Linked DNA regions of Mus musculus: region 1 is linked to region 2. Evidence: chromatin loops called from intact Hi-C (ENCODE). Cell type or tissue: heart. All regions are shown on one strand. Links, peaks and the distances in the headings refer to the core of each region. The heading gives the core; the rest is flanking DNA. Region 1 has its middle 14 kb from the start of Pnrc1. Region 2 holds the start of Pm20d2 (peptidase M20 domain containing 2).

Evidence for each region. Hi-C counts contacts between places; a loop is a spot of excess contacts. Peaks named below come from ENCODE experiments on the same cell type or tissue, not always from the same donor. Only the 100,000 strongest peaks of a DNase experiment are listed, where the experiment ranks them.
Region 1: a loop joins it to region 2, with 11 times the contacts of the local background. A loop is called at or near these places in 2 of 42 quality-filtered maps.

The regions. Positions count from the first base shown.
Region 1 is chr4:33,258,287-33,266,620 of GRCm38, forward strand. No RefSeq gene overlaps it. Among named protein-coding and RNA genes, the nearest start is that of Pnrc1, 14 kb to the left of the region's middle. In heart, for the core only: CTCF peaks have their summits at 3,238, 3,438 and 4,366 (motif pointing right); a DNase peak (open chromatin) is centred at 3,195; H3K27ac peaks cover 1,175 bases.
Region 2 is chr4:33,185,115-33,193,448 of GRCm38, forward strand. It overlaps Pm20d2 (peptidase M20 domain containing 2), which reads right to left and starts at 4,623. Exons shown (of 7, transcript NM_001034867.2): 1 at 3,817-4,623; 2 at 1,934-2,082. The coding sequence starts at 4,266. In heart, for the core only: CTCF peaks have their summits at 3,186 and 3,855; DNase peaks (open chromatin) are centred at 3,827 and 4,337; H3K4me3 peaks cover 1,652 bases; H3K27ac peaks cover 959 bases; H3K27me3 peaks cover 222 bases.

The DNA.
Region 1 (8,334 bases), core at 45-8,044, 73 kb after region 2:
GGGTAGTAGCTCCAGATGGCTGCTGTTCTGTGCATCGCTGAGTGTGTGCACTTTAAGCACAGGCTGGAAGTTGGGTGAGAAACCAGGATTCGAGCCTCATTTTAAGAGGCTGGGGTGAAACTGGGGTGCCAAGAAGCCAGAAGAGGGCACTGATCCCCTGGAACTGCCATGACAGGCAGTTGTGTGCCACTGGAAACTGAATTCAGGTCTTTAGCAACAGCAGCTAGGGCTCTTGACCACTAGGTCTTCTCCCCAGCCCCTTGTCTTGTTTCTGTTTTGAGGGGTAGTGGTACGTTTGGTTTTGGATGTTTGAGACCTGGCTCATACAGGCCTGGCTATCCTGCAACATGCTATGTTGGCTCAGCTGGTCTTCAATTCATGAAGATTTACCTGTCTCTCCCCTCATTCTTGGGATTAAAGGTGTGTGCCACCATGCCTAGCTCCTGTAGTTCCAGCTGACATGGAATTCAGTATGTAAACCAAACTTATTTTGATCTTCCAGCCTCTGCCTTATGTGCTGGGCTCTCGGTGAATGCTTGCCTATGCTCTGTTATTAATGTGTTCTTCTCTCAAACAGACCTGGGAGGAAAGCTACCCTAAACCAGGTTCTGAAATCACTGTTTTAGGCCTATGTACTTTTGGGCACAAATACCTCACACACATCAAGAACTGCTATGTGACCTTGCTCCTTAATTTAAAACTTTTGGTTGAACACAGCTGGGCAGAAGAGAAGTAGGTGGTGTTTGGGTTCCTGGGCTTCGGGTCTGGAGAGACCAGAAAGGAAAAGAGGAAAGGTGGAAAGAGGAGAAGATGCCATGGGGGTATTTAGGTGAGTTGTGAAGACATGGCCATGAGGGCTGGCCAACTGGAGTTAAGAGCAGCCCAGATGGAACATGGCTAGTCAGATCTCAGGGTTACTGGCAGGGAGTAGACATAAGAACTTAGAGGGGAGCTATCTGCCCAGGTTTAGTGCTTTAAAAAGCTTTGTGTAAATACATAGTCTTGTATCTTTTATCTGGGAATTGAATGATCAAAGGTGTGATAGAAACCCCCGACTGAGATTAAATAATTACTACATCAAGGGTTCAATCCCCAGCAATGCCAAAAAAAAAAAAAAAAAAAAAAGGAGCGATAAATAGAAATAATTGGGACCGGAGAATTGGCTCTTGTGGGTAACAGTTTTTGAAGCAAATGTGAAAACAGGACTTGGATCCCCAGAACACAGGTAAAGCTGCCGAGGCAGCCAGTGCTTAGAATCACAAGGTTCCTTCAGAGGCGAGAGGTGAAGGCAGGAGGCTCCCAGCAGCGCCTGGCCAGCCAGCTTGGCTTATGCTGCAGCAGACAACGTAAGAGAGATCCTGACTAAAGGCAAAAGGCAAGGAGTGATACCCAGCAATGTCCCCTGGCCTCCACACACACACACACGCACAGACACACATGCATGTGTACACACGAAATAATACAATCTTTATGCTTTAGGAATGGCTCTGCACACCTGTGTTTCCAGCATCTGAGAGGCTGAGGCAGGAGGATTTCAAGTTCAAGGCCAGCCCGAGCTACGTAGTGAGACCCAATCTCAAAACAAAACAATAAAACACAAACCCCAAAGAATTACTAAATTCTTATTTAATTTGTTCCATATTTTTTATGACAAACATTTTGTGAGAAAATATAGTTATGGTTCCCTTTCCGTGGAAGTGATACTGAAAGAAGAGATGTTAGTAAGCTTTTTGCCAAAGACCTCTGAGTAGTGTTCCCTGCTCTCAGCCTGTCTGATCTCTCCACTCTAGGACAGTCAGGGGCCTGAGCTGCTCTTACAGAGGACCTGAGTTTGGTTCTTAGCATCTTTTTGGACAGCTCATAACTGCCTCTAACTTCAGTTCCAGGGAATCTGACACCCTTTGCTGGTCTATACAGGTATCTATCTGCCCATACCCACACTCAGATTCACACATAATTAAAAGTAAATCTTTAAAACAACAACAATAAAATCCCCCTGCCTCCCCCAAATAAAACAACACTGGCAACAGAATGATGACTCAGTCCTGAGAAGCCTGTAACCACATCATTTAAACATTTTAAACAGGGAGTAGGGGTGTGTGTGTGTGTGTGTGTGTGTGTGTTTGTGTGTGTGGGTGTGTGTGGGGGTGTACTGGCTGGCTTTGTGTGTCAACTTGACACAAACAGGAGTTATCTCAGAAAGGAGCCTCCCTTGGGGAAAGGCCTCCATGAGATCCAGCTGTAAGGCATTTTCTCAATTAGTGATCAAGGAGGAGGGCCTAACCCCCTGTGGTGCCATCCCTGGGCTGGTAGTTCTAGAACTGAGCAAGCCAGGGACAGCAAGCCAGTAAGCAGCACCCCTCCATGGCCTCTGCATCAGCTCCTGCCCTGTGTGAGTTCCTGTCCTGGATTTCTTTGGTGAACAGCAATGTGGAAGTATAAGTTGAATAAACCCTTTCCTCCCCAACATGTTTCTTGGTCATGATGTTTTGTGCAGGAATACAAACCCTGACTAAGGCAGGCACCCTTACCTGCTAATCCATCTCACTCTGGTTTTTTGAGTTTGTGTTTGTTTGGTGTCTTCCCCCCTCCCCACTTTTTTTATTTCCTCCTCCTCCTTTCTCTTCCTCTCCTCCTCCTTCTCCTTCTCCCCCCCCCCCCCCCCCACCTCCTCAGGTTGTCCAGGCTGGCCTTCGTAGCAGATAGTGATGTTGAATCCCTGACCTTCCTCCTGAGTATTGGAATTACAGGCATGTGGTACAATGGTTAGCTACGTTTCTCAATAAATGCCAACTCTTCTTAAAAAGAAAAACAGGAAGGAGGGAAAAAGAGTGAGGGGAGGAGAGAGTGAGAGAGAGACTACACCCAAACTGGAATCTTGAAATTACATATTTGAAATTTAAAGTCAAAGTGAAGCTAAAGGGGCAGTGAGTGGTGACTTTTAGTTGTCAAGAATCCTCCGAGGGCACACCGAGGAAAGAAATTCCACTGGGAAAGAACTGGGTCACTCGTCACATGTTTGTTTCCAGTAAGAGTTAAACAAACTAGAAGCCAGGCTACTGCACAGCAAGGGATGTCGGCAGCTTGCCCAAGGCCAGAAATTTCCTGAATTGCAACACTTCTTGGCCAGCACCTGCCCTTTCCCTTCCTGGCAAAGTCCAGTGGGTTGTCACTCACGTCTCCCTCCCCGCAGCCAGCTGGTGGGATGTGCTCTCCTACTGGGGTGTGGCTGCTTTTAATACCAAAGTAGGCAGACAGGGCAGGAAGGCCTTGGCCATGAGGTTGCTGGCAGGAAGAAGCAGAGCGTGCATGTGACCCATCCTGCCAGACTTACACTTTGTCATCAACGTGAATCTGAGGTGTGGCTGAGACTGAGCAGTGACTGGCATGCTGTGTTGGCAGGATTTACGTGGACCCTTGAAAGTCCGAGAGTGGAGTGAGGTGAGACTGGCTGAGTCACAGTCTCTATTCAGAAGTTACTTTGTAATCGTTCTTCACTTGGTGAGCAGCCCATGAATATTCCAGACTTACACTGTGTTGGGAAACTTAAGAACTGATGTCAGGATGAAGTGCTTTTAGAATACAGCAGTGGCAGGCCAACCCAAAGTCTCCTTGGAACGGGTCATGCCTAAGACAAGGGAAGACGCTGTCAGCCATTCTCCAGCCTCTTCTATCCTGGTGCTCTCCTAACCCACCCGTTTCACGCATTGCCCACCATTTTTTTTTTCAGACTATGGTTTCACTCTATGGTCCAGAATAACTTCAACTTGTGGCATGCTCTCAGCCCCTCAAATTATGTAGGACCAACCACACTACCTGGTTCCCATGAGGCTTCTGAACTTAGTTGTGTCTTCCTGGAGTTGTACCTCTGAGAATCCTTCCAGACTTCCTACCCTGGCTCTTCCTAGTGTCACATGAACTGGGACAGTTTTTCTAGGCTGTTTGTTTGGCTTCTCCCTCTTTCCCGTTATCACATGTCCTTGTTTACTTTGGACCTCTATAGCATCTTCTCGGGTCTTCAGAGTAACCGTACAGGACATCCCCTCTTGTAACCTTATTTGTCTGTGATTTACATGTTACTTTTTGATTTCCTGGTTTTGAAACAGGTTCTCAGTAGGTAGCCCTGTCGCCTGTAGACTTGATAGGTACCCTGAGATGACCTCAAACTCATGCCAACCCTTTTGCCTTTGCCTTGTAATGTTAGGACTTACAAGTTTGCACATGACACCCAGCTATATTTCCCCTTTTTCTATTTAATTTTATGTTGGGTATTCTTTTTTCTTTTTTAAAGATTATTTATTTATTTATTTTATGTATGTGAGTACACTGTAGCTGTCTTCAGATACACCAGAAGAGGGCATCAGATCTCATTACAGATGGTTGTGAGCCACCATGTGGTTGCTGGGAATTGAACTCAGAACCTCTGGAAGAGAGCAGTCAGTGCTCTTAACTGCTGAGCCATCCCTCTAGCCCTCGGGGATTCTTTTTTTGTTTTGTTTTGTTTTGAGCTAGGCTCTCACATATCTCAGGCTGGCTTTGAACTCCTGACCTTTCTGTCTCTATTTTCCAAGTGGTAGTATTACAGGCATGCACCACCACATCCGAGTCGTCTTTTTACTAACCCCATTCAAAATTATTCCATTTGTTTGTTTCCTTATATGTGTATCAGGAGTGGGGGTGGTGATGTGTGTACCATGGAAAGTGTGTGGAGATCACAGGCCAACTTGAAGCAGCCAGTTCTCTTTCTAGTCCCAGGGATAAAACTCAGGCTGCCCAGCAATTGCTGAGTCATGTTGTCAGTCCTTTCATGGCTGACATGGTGGTGTTCACCTTTATTCTTAGCACCTGGGAAGCAGAGGCAGGTGGCTGTCTAGGAATTCAAGGCCAGCCTGGTCTACACAGGGAGTTCCCAGTTCACCATTACACATTACATAGTGTGCTGACTAGTTTATGCAAATTTGACACAAACTAGAATTGTTTGAAAGGAGGGAAACTCGGTTGAGAAAATGCCTCCATTATATTGGGCTATAGGGTCCTTTTCTTGATTAGTGACCAATGTAGGAAGGGCTAGCCCATTGTGGGTGGTACCATCCCTGGCCTGGTGGTCCTGGGTTCTATAAGAAAGCAGGCTGAGGGCTGGAGAGATGGCTCAGCGGTTAAGAGCACTGATTGCTCTTCCAGAGGTCCTGAGTTCATATCCCAGCAACCACATGGTGGCTCACAACCATCTGTAATGAGATCTGATGCCCTCTTCTGGTGTGTCTGAAGACAGCTACAGTGTACTTACATATAATAAATAAATCTTTTTTAAAAAAAAGAAAGAAAGAAAGAAAGAAAGAAAGCAGGCTGAGCAAGCCATGCTGAGCAAGCCAGTAAGCAGCACCCCTCCATGGCCTCGGCATCAGCTCCTGCCTTCAGGCTTCAGCCCTGGTTGAGTTCCTGTCCTGTCTTCCTTCAATGATGAACAGCAATGTAGAAGTGTAAACTGAATAAGCCCTTTCCTTCCCAACCTGCTTTTGGTCATGCTGTTTTGTTGCATGACCTAACCCTAACTAAAACACACAGTAAGACCCCATCTCAAAACAACAACAGAAATTTTTAATGATTCACTATTGACTGTCTAACTTGCATCAGCACTATCGTCAGGATGAAAGCTCTCAGCCCCATGTCTGCCTGCTGCCTTCCACACTTTCTGCCATGATGTTCCTGGACTAACCTTCTAAATGTGTAAATAAACCCCCAAATAAATGCTTTCTTCTGGAAGAGTTGCCTTGGTCATGGACGTTGCACTAAGGGACAGAAATTAAGACAGAGAGATGACTCAAAGGTTAAGAGCACTGACTGCTCTGGCAGGGACCTGGCTTCAGTTCCCAGGACCCACATAGTGGCTCACAACCACCAGGGGACTGGACCCCTCTTTTGTGTGTGCCAGGGATGCACACAAGATGCACATTCATGTACACATGTAGGCAAAACAGCCATACACATTTATTTTCCAATTGTGAGACACAGGCTTACAATGTAGTCCTGACTGCTCTCAAACTTACAGCAATCCTCCTGACTTGGCCTCCAGTGGGAGTGAAATTGAAGGTATGAACTAACACACCTGACTTAAATATACTTTTGTTAGGTTTTCTTCATACTGGAGATCAAACTCAGGGCTTCGTGCATGCTAGACAAATACTCTACCACTGAGTTAGACCTGTAGCTCACCAACTGGTGTATGATAGAAGCCAAAAAAATGCACACTGGGGGAAAGAGAACATCTTCAACAAATGATGCTGGGAAAATGGAGTGTCCATATTTTGAAGAAAAATGAAGTTATATCTATATCTGTTACTCTGCACAAAAATCAACTCTAAGTGAATTGAAGACTTTAATGTGAAACCTGACTAGAAACCCTAAGACTTCTAGAAGAAAACATGGGCAGAAAAGGAATTTATAAGTCGGACTCTGTCTGTTCAGGAATTAAAGATGACAATTGACAAATGAGCCTTCATAAAACTTAAAAGCGCCTGTACAGCACAGGGAGCAGTGAAGAGAAGAGCGAGCCTCAGAGCGGGAGAGAACCTTTGCTAGCTGCATAAAGCTGACAGAAGATTAATACCTAGAATATGCAAAGAACTCAAGAAAAAAAGAGTTAAGTAAACACCCAAGGCAAGACGGGATTGTTGAAGACACTCCATATTCTGGACACAGGAGGTGCTGGACTTGAGCTAGAACTGGCCTGGACGCTTCCTTTTCAAGGAACTTTCTGAAGATGTTATGCAAGCTCCGAAGGGAGAGGAAAAGTCTGTGATCCTACCTAACTGTCAAACTATGAACCATGGTGATGACTGGTTCAGTAAGATATCACCAAAGGCAAGCAACTGCTGCTCTGGGAGGAAACACCAGTTCTTTGCGTAAATGAGTTCCCTGATTGTTGCGGTGAATTTGGGCTACACCACTTAGTGCTCACGGTGGGTGTGGGTGGTGGGTCACGTGCTCCCAGCCACCGGCCCAGGAATTCTTCCGATGAAAGACACACACACTTTAGCCCAATTTTGAAATGCTGGGATTAGCTTAAAAGCTGAGCAGTTCTACACCTCTTGCTGCTACCCCAGGCCGATTGGGGAAGTGGCCAGTGGCCACCCACTCAATTCTCACATGGCTAGTTGGCTTTCTCTCCAGCAGCTCCTAAATCTCATTCGCCCCCCTCCCCCACACCCAGTCACAGGGATTCTCTTCTCTCTTCCTCTCTCCAGTGTCCTAGCCCTCACAAACCCAAGGGACACACCCCATCTTTCTTTGCTCAGCCATTGGCCGCTGGCATCTTTATTGATTGGTTAAAAACCAATTGAGGACAAGGACCTTCAGAGTTAGACCCAATCCCCAACACCTGAAGGGTTATCAAATCCAAGTACATTCAAGCCACACTAAATGAACTCAATAAGTTATGTAGCCGGGCAGTGGTGGCGCACGCTTTTAATCCCAGCACTTGGGAGGCAGAGGCAGGCAGATTTCTGAGTTCGAGGCCAGCATTCACACTACAGAGTAAATTCCAGGACAGCCAGGGCTACAAAGAGAAACCCTGTCTCGAAAAACCAAGACTAACTAACTAAATAATTAATAAAGTTACATATGTGTAACAACAATAAAAGTGAAGAAGAGACATGAACCTGAGAAGTTAGAGGGGAGGGGAGGTAAATACTGTGAATACATACAGTCTCCATGAAATTCTCAAAAATTAAAAATTTAAACCTTAAAAGTAAAAAAAAAAAAAAGTTTTATTTTTAAATGTTTTGTTTGCCTCTTGAGAGATCAATTGATTGATTCTTTTGAAGACAGCATCTGTCTTTCTGTGTAGCTTAGTTTCTCTTCCAAAGTTGGGATTACAAGTGTGTGTAGCCATGTAGCCCTGGCTGTCCTGGAACTCACTCTGTAGACCAGGCTGGCCTTGAACTCAGCAATCTGCCTGCCTCTGCCTCCCAAGTGTTGGGATCAAAGGTGTGGGCCACCACACCAGGCTCAGAAAGTGTTTCTTATTGTCTGATGTTTCTTAACATTACAAACCACCTTTTAGTTGCATCTCCAGGTACCCAGCACAGTGCCTGGCACTTTCCCAGTCAATATTCAGAATTGGAAAGAGTATGATGTCATGTGATACCTGTCTTGTTTGGATTCTATTCGTGTGAAAGCTGGACAGTGAAATGGCTCAACCATGAAGGGATTTGCTAGAAAGCCTGTGACCAGGGTTCCATCCCTGAGACTCCAGGGGTTCAAGGGGTCCCCTGACCTTCATGTGAACGCTGTGGCACATGTGTGTGCTTACTTGCATGTACATAGATGCTCACA
Region 2 (8,334 bases), core at 64-8,063:
CAAATTCAAGGCCAGCCTAGACTGCAGATTGAGTTCCAGGGTGGCCAGGGCTACATAGTAAGGTGTGTGTGTGTGTGTGTGTGTGTGTGTGTGTGTGTGTGTGTGTGTAGTGTAGATATCATCAGAGTTCATCTGGTAGAATGCTTGCCTGGCATACACGAAGCCCTGCTTCGATTTCTAACTCCGTGTATAACTAGGCATAGTGGTGTATACCTGCAATCCCAGCACTGGGGAGGCAAAAGGATCAGAAGGTCTAGATCATCTTCAGCTGCATGGCAGATCTGAGGCTAGCCTGGGCTATATGAGATTGTTTAACAAACAAACAAACAAACAAAATAAATAAACCAAGCTGGGCTGGGTGCATAGTTCAGATGGCAGAGTGTTTATCTAACATGCATACAGTCTTAGGCTCATCCAACTCCCCAGCACCACACAAACAAGACATGGATACACACACCTGCAATCCCAGTACTGCAGTAGCAGAGGCAGGCAGTTCAAGGACAACCTCAACTACACAGGGAGTTCCAGGCAAGCCTGTGCTATATACCAGACCTTAATTGAGGGGGTAGAGTATGTGGAACCAATTGGGTTGACTTTAAGATCAAGACAAACATAAGATCAAGGCCTAAATATAGTCCAAATAGTCTGGGAAGCCTGCCTACCGTTTGCAGGCCTCTTCCAGCCAGAAGCACTGGCAGACATTTGTAACTTCTAATGTTTTCCAGAAGTACAGAGATAAAATTATATCTCCCTCCCCTCCCCATACAAAGTGAATCGTTTCTACTCTCACAGTAACAGTTCCAAGTTGGTATGAATGAAGATACCGCTGGGCAGTGCTATCCCAATACTTTTTAACCCCAGTACTCTGGAGACAAAGATTGGCGGGTCTTTGTAAGTTCGAGGCCAGCCTGGTCTACAGAGTGAGTTCCAGGACAGCCAAGGCTACACAGAGAAACCCTGTCTGGAAAAGTAGACAGACAGACAGACAGACAGACAGACAGACAGACAGATGGATAGATAGTTGGATGGAAGGAAGAAGGAAGAAAGGGAGAAAAATACAATTAAAATGACTACCCTTTGAAAACAAGGTCTGGTGGGGTTCAGAGAAGTGAAATTCTTGAGCCCAGCTACACTGCAGGGATAGTTCTATTATTACAACCCAGATTCCCAGCTACTACAGAACTACCCGACACAGCCCAGCAGTGGCTCCTGGGGACAGGACCATTAACCATACCACAACTGTCCCTACTCTCACTGTCATTTGTGGTTAAAAATTCACAGCAGTTCAATGCATGGTACATCCTTCTAGATGCAAAAGAGAACCCTCCTCTGGCTCCCTAGAACCAAGTTAAAAGCAGCATGAAGAAGGGCTTTCCTCTCGTCTTAACAAAACTGTCCCTTGTAAAGACAAGTCCTTATCAAAGCACAGCTGTTCTCCAGGAGCCAGGTTAAGTTCAAAAGAGAGCACAAGGGTTTGATACTCCTTTAATAGTTCAATTATGACCATAATAACAAATCACGATCAGAAGGGAGGCTGTAAAGCAAACCTCACATCCGCACTGCCCAGTTCCCAGGGTCTTCTGTGCAGTCTACACTGGCCTTACACTCTTCCTGCCTTAACCTCCTGAGTAATGAGATTAGAGGTGCGTAGTTCATTTAACATTTGAAATGTATGAATGCAGAGGTTTAGTGTCTGGCTTACCTCCCTTTTCCTAATTATGTCTGTGTATGTGGTAGGGGACTGGGGGGTGGTGCGTGCAATGGGATACCTGTGGAGATCAAAAGAAATATTCTCTCCGATGTGATGTGGGTTCCGAGGGTTGAACTCTGGTCGGTTGGTCGCTAGGCGCGCATGACAAGTACTTTTGGCCTAGCTTTGATTGTTCTGCAGCCTGTTGCCCACTAAGGAATTATCCTCAGTGTGACTACTCACTCGTGCTCGGCCACATCCGGGAGATAGGCAGCGTTCTCCTGAGAGGGATGAGCCATAAAAACAACATCAAGGTTTTCGAAGGCACCTGCTTCAATTAGATCAATTTTGCCACCACCATCTTCTTCTGCAGGGGTTCCCAGGACAATCACCTACAAGGAAATGCAGATGTTAGCAAAGAGATTCCTAGCAGGAAAACATGACATGGGTTTTAGCGCGTGTGTATTCAGGATATACACTTAAGTCCTTAACCCCTGAAGAGAAGTTATAGTCTGACATTTATACCATGAATTAAAGTATATTGTGCAGAATCATAAAATTTAATATGTATTGTTATAGTAATCTGGTATAAATGCATGCTAGAAGTGCTATAGGAAAATTCCCCCAATTTTATACTCCACCCAAGTCATAACAAAGACCAAAAGAAGTAGAATTATATGTACTTTAACATTTGCTAGGACTTATCTGTTAAAGTTTCTTCGTGGCTAAGACTGTTTAATGTATGTGTATGACAGGTATAATCAATCAGTCATGAGCTTTACTGAAAAGGATCTTGCACGTGGCCTGTCTGTTACCCTCACAAGAAGCCTGCGAGGTAGTAAGCAGTCTGCAGTCTGCATCATTTCAGGCAGGCTACAGGCGTCCCGGGTTACAAAGCAAGTCTCCAGAGCCTACAGAGCTCTCCTTCCGGTTGAGACGGACTCCTCACTGAGAAACCACCTTAAAAGTCTTAACTCATTAACCTTTCATTGACGAGCCTTAAACAACCTCAGTGCCATGGTTAGAAACCCCCAACTATTACACAAACTTACTAACTCGATTTCACCAGTTCAACCAGGAAGACCTAAGGGTCACCAAACACCTAATCGAACAAAAGAGAACTTGACAGAATAAACCTTTTACTTTGATACCTAAGCTTAACTTCTTCAAGCAATTTTTAAAAAGCAAAGGCACAGCCTCTGCATAAGATTAAAGTATTGTTAAGGTCAGGTATAAAAATACAATGAAAGCAAAGGGAATCCACTCATATTCCATTTTCTGGTAAGAGAGGAACGTTGCTGAGAACAACCACTTGAAATTTGAAGTTGGTATACTTCTCAAAGTCTGGCTTTATTTATTTTTAAATTTATAATGTACCTTAAGTTAAGCTGCTTTTTGAGGGAGGGGGTAAGACAGGGTCTCTCTATGTAATCCTGACTGTCCTGGAGCTCAGATAGACTAGGCTGACCTCGAACTCACAGAGCTCCGCCTGGCATGCACCACCACTCCTGGCCGCTAAGCCTCTCTGAATCTACTGGGCTCATTGCCAACCGCTGAGAACTTTCCTAAGTCGGTCCAGGGTCTCACGGCCCTCCTCCCCAAACAACACAGAAACCTAGAGGCCACAAGAGATAAATTGTTTGTTGCAGAGGATTACATTACTGCCACTGGCGGGTGAGCCGAGCTGAGTTGTGACATATAACCTTGCTCACAGAATTAAATACACTATCCTAAAGAGTAAACACAAGATCGGACCTGCCCAAGACAGACATGCACGACATTTTCCTGCTTAAAGAACCGAGACGCCTGTTTAATATGAAATAAAATGTACACTTAAATATGAACCTATCTACGTAGTAAATGTTTTGTTAGCTTCTCCGTTAGTTCTGCTCTTTAGTGGTTTGGCAGCCTGGTAGTTCTAAACACTGAAATTTACTATACAAATACCAATTATTCAAATCAAAATCTTTTGTTTGTTAAGTCTCCATTTATTTCCTCCAGATAGCACACGACCCAATGAGCAAACTGCAGCTGTCTGCCACCAAAAATAACCGGTCTGGTACTCCGACTGGTCTGGCACTCCGGGCTGGATCCGGCACGCCCCGCGCTGGCCCGGAGTGGCTCACCTTGACCGGCGGCGGCGCAGCGATGCTCTCCAGCGCAGCCCGCAGGCCGAGCGCCGCAGCCACCCCGACCTCGGCGATGAGGTTGTGGCCGCAGGCGTGGCCCAGGGCTGGCAGCGCGTCGTACTCGCACAGGAAGGCCACCTGCAGCGCGCGGGGCCCCGCCGCGGACTCCGGCGGCGCCCACTCGGCACGGAAGGCGGTGGGGAGCCCGAAGTGCGGCTGCACCGCCCACGAGGCGGCCGGCGGCTCGCACTCGAAGAAGCGCGTGAGCTCGCCGTGCGCGCGGTGCTCTTCGTAGGCCAGCTCGGGCGCGCTCCAGATGGCGCGGCTCAGCGCGCCCAGGCGCTCGGCCGCCTCGTCGATGCGCTCGGCCGCTCGCCGTTTCAGCAGCTCCAGCTCGGCGGCGCTGCTCGTGCCGGGCTCGGCCGGCCGCTCCACCACCGGACCCATGGCGCGGGCGTGCTGCGGTCTCTCCTCGTCCGCCCTCTGCGAGGCTCGGCGGCGCTCGGCTGTCTTATCTGACTTCGGCAACGCTCGGCGCCGCTCGGCAGTCCTTGCCAGTCCTATGCAACGCTCGGCGGCACCTTGGCAGCGCTTGGCCGCCCTTGGCAACGCTTAGCTGTCCTTGGCAGCCCTCCGCAAGGCTAGGCGCCTCGGCAGCCCTTGGCAGTCCGCACCGCTCGGCTGTCCTAATCAGTCCTCGGCCGCCCTCGGCGGCTTCGGCGACCAGCGCCCCGCGCTCGCCCACCGTACAGCACCACCCTAACTCTAACTTAACCCCCCACCCCCCAGGTCAGGAGTTGCCCTGTAGCTCCGCCCTCAAGGCTCGGCCTGGAGCTGGGGCGCCAACTCCTAAGAAGAGGAATTGTATAGGACAAGTTTTATCCAAAATTTTGATTGACAAGCCCAAGTAACATGATTTGCACAGCTTGTGTTCATAACGGGTCTAAAGTTACCCGATGAGGAAATTCAAGAAGTCATACTCTCCTTTTCCTCCAGAGTGATACAAGTTCAAAATTGTTATTGATGATACACACCTAATAATTAGTAGTCTGAGGTTTTCTTGTATTAAAAGCTTCTGCGTGTTCTTCCTATTCTACCCTCTCTTAAATTGCCACAACTAGGTCAAATAAGATACCATATATATATATATATATATATATATATATATATATATATATATATATATGATTTTTTTAAGGAGTGCACGCCTTTAATCCCAAGCATTTGGGAGGCAGAGGCAGGTGGATCTCTGAGTTCGAGGCCAGCTTGGTCTACAAAGTGAGTTCCAGGACAGCCAGGGCTATACAGAGTAAACTCGAGGGAAGTGGAAGGAATGAAGAGAAGAAAAAGGCAGACTGTAATCAATTTTTACTAGTTTATACCCTAAAACGCCAGAGTCCAGGTCACACTCTAACGTGAAAAAAACTGTCCTTAGTTAACACCCTAACCGAATGAAACTTTTCCCTAAACACAATAAATGTGATATAAATTCATGAATGGACTCACTTTCCTTTTTTAAAACTTTTTTTAACATTTTTTTGTGTTATTTTGTTTGTTTTGTCTGAATGTATGCGTGCACACCGAGTCTGGTGCCTGAGGAGGTCAGAAGAGGGCGTCAGATCGCCTGAAACGAGTTACACATGATTGCGAGCCACCCTCTGGGTGAATGGGAACTGAACCCTGGTCCTCCAGCCCCACCGTCATTTTCTTAACTTTACTCTTGTAACTCCTTTACAGGAGTCCTCCAGCATCTATGAGACTCCAGATTATTTTGCTCAGTGAACTGGCTAAAAGCCAGAATAATGTCAAAATAATAAGATCACTCACTCTGCACCAAGTGCTTTTCTGGATGTTTTAAATGTTAATACCTATTTCTCATCCCAACCTATGAGGTTTTTAGTGTGACTATTATCTTCAAATTACAGATGGGCATCCAAGATTATACAACTCACTAAGTACTGGGCACAGATTTCCACAAAAGACAACATCTAACCACTACACTTGATTGCTTGTGACATCTGAATTCACAAATCATCTATTTATATCACAATGGACACAATCATTCATCTTCAATAAATTTTTACAGCAGAGCTCTGCCAATAGCAGTGGAAATCCTGTTTGTTCTCATTAGACAGCTACACACAGGCTTGTGTATAAACTTTAGAGACAAGCTGCTATTTAGGTTGCTTGTTACAAAGTAATACTGTTGTCATCTGATGTGGTGGAAAGATAGGTAACTCTGGGCTGGGTTCCTCCTGCGTAGTCTGCCCACCCAGACATATATGTATTCAGTTTCTACTTTTGACATCATGGATTTCTTGTGCATGGTGATTTGTATTCTTGAATCTCTTTAATAAATTGTATCTTCTCTTCAGTCTTCATACTTTTTTTTGTTCCATTTTCTAGCACCTAACAGCATAGATATAACATCCCTTGTGGTGGTTTGAATAAGAATGGTCCCTGTAGACTCCTATATTTGAATGCATGATCACTGGGGAGAGATACTACTTGAAAGGGATTAGGTGTGGCCTTGTTGTGTGGAGAGCCATGCCGTGAGCAATCACCATTATAAGATGGCGCTGGCTTCCACTGTGCCTAACTAGTAAACAAGCCTTATGCGCAAGTGCAAGAGTAAATTCACGCCCAGCCACTGCCCATCTCAGGGCGTAAGTAATGGGGTGATGGGCGAGCAACTAATCGGGTGCTGTCACGCCACATCAGGTGCTGAAACGTCACGCTGCAGGCTATATAAGCAGCACCATTTTCCGGGTTCGGGTCTTCCTTATGTTGAAGCAATAAAAGCTTTGCCGTAGAAAGATCCGGTTGTCCGAGTGAATTCTTGCCAGCAAGATACTAGCTTGGGCAAGATTGTTGGAGGAAGTAAGTATGTCACTGGGGGGGTGCAGTAGGTTAAAAGCCCAAGCCAGGCCCAGTGTCTTTCTCTTCCTGCTGCCTCTGGATTGGATGTAAAACACTGAGGTACTTCTCTAGCACCATGTCTGCCTACGTGACTCCATGTTCCCTGTCGTGATGATAATGGATCAAACCTATGAAACTAACTGTAAGACATCCCCAGTAAATGCTTCTCTTTTATAAGATCTGGCGTAGACAGTGTCTCTGCCTAGCCACAGAACGCTGACTAGAAATCCTTCCTCTGTGACAGTAAATACCTTTGGCTAATTATTATTCTTGACTCTCATGGTAGCATTGTACAGCCACATCCAGCTTTTTACATGGGCAGTGGGGATTTGAACTTATACTTGCAGAGCAGTGATTTTACATTTTGAGCCATCTTCCCAGCTCAAGAATATCTTCCTAAAGCTGGGTTGGAGGTGGCATTCTTGAATGCCAGGAAACTACTCAGTATTTTTTTTTAAACTTGGTATCTTTTAACTATTCTACATACAAGTGTCTGCATTGTTTATGATACCACTCAGGTCTCTTTAAAAAAAAAAAAATCTCTCTTCCTTTACCTGGGGCTGGAGTTAAAAATGCAGAATGTACTATTAAGTGAGGTTTTTGTGGAGGGGGTTGGTTGGGTTTTGTTTTTTTGTTTGTTTGTTTTTTGTTTTGTTTTGTTTTCCTTTTGGAGGGAAGGAACTAAAGGCGAATAGAAGTAGTTCTACATAATGTATAGTTTTAAAGCATAAATACGTTTTTCTTCCCAGGCTACTCACAAAACAAGTTCCCTTCATTGGGGATAATAACGTTGAAACAGGAAATTCCTGATAAATGGATACTTTATTGGAATAAAGGGATGGAGTTTAGTTACTTCGGAAAACAGCTGAAATACCACCCACATCATACTACATATTATTTCAGCTTTCAGATTCAGACCTCCTTTTGACAAATGACAGGCTTCAGCATGGTTTATATTCTTTGGGTAGGATAAAAATAATCCTGTTTTGAAATCCCCAACACAGACCAACAAAACGTGACCTACATGAATCACAAACAGTGGGATGGGGTGGGGGGAAAGGATTTGAGGGGAGAGTAAAGGCAACGGGAAATCCTGGTGGGGAACAGTATGTAGGAGAGAAAACGATGTGACTCGTGGAGAAAATACAGTCATGTCACCCGAAACAAAATAGGAAATAAAATGCTTCCAAACGTAGATAGGAACCTTCTTCCCTGCCGTCTTCAGTTACAGTGTTTGAACCTGGACAATTCTGTCTAGCAGGAAGCAGGCCCATGGCACCATCTGGAGGCTGCTTCTACCTGAATGCTGAGAAAGAAAGACTGTGTCAGCACAGAATATTGTCTGTAAAATCTTCCTAAGCAACCCTCAGGGCACGTCACTATCTCCAGAATGGCAAGCTGAAATAAGCCAGTAACACACGAGCAAGAAACTCACATGGGCTGAGGTGTTGAAAGAGCTGGTGGCCACGTAACAGAAAGCAAAGACCTAAGGGGGCAGGTCAGAAGAAAGACCTAAAGGGGCTGATCGGAAGAAAGGCCTAAGGGGAAAGGTTGGAAGAAAGGTGAACTTTGATTAGGGGTGGAAACGCGTCTTAG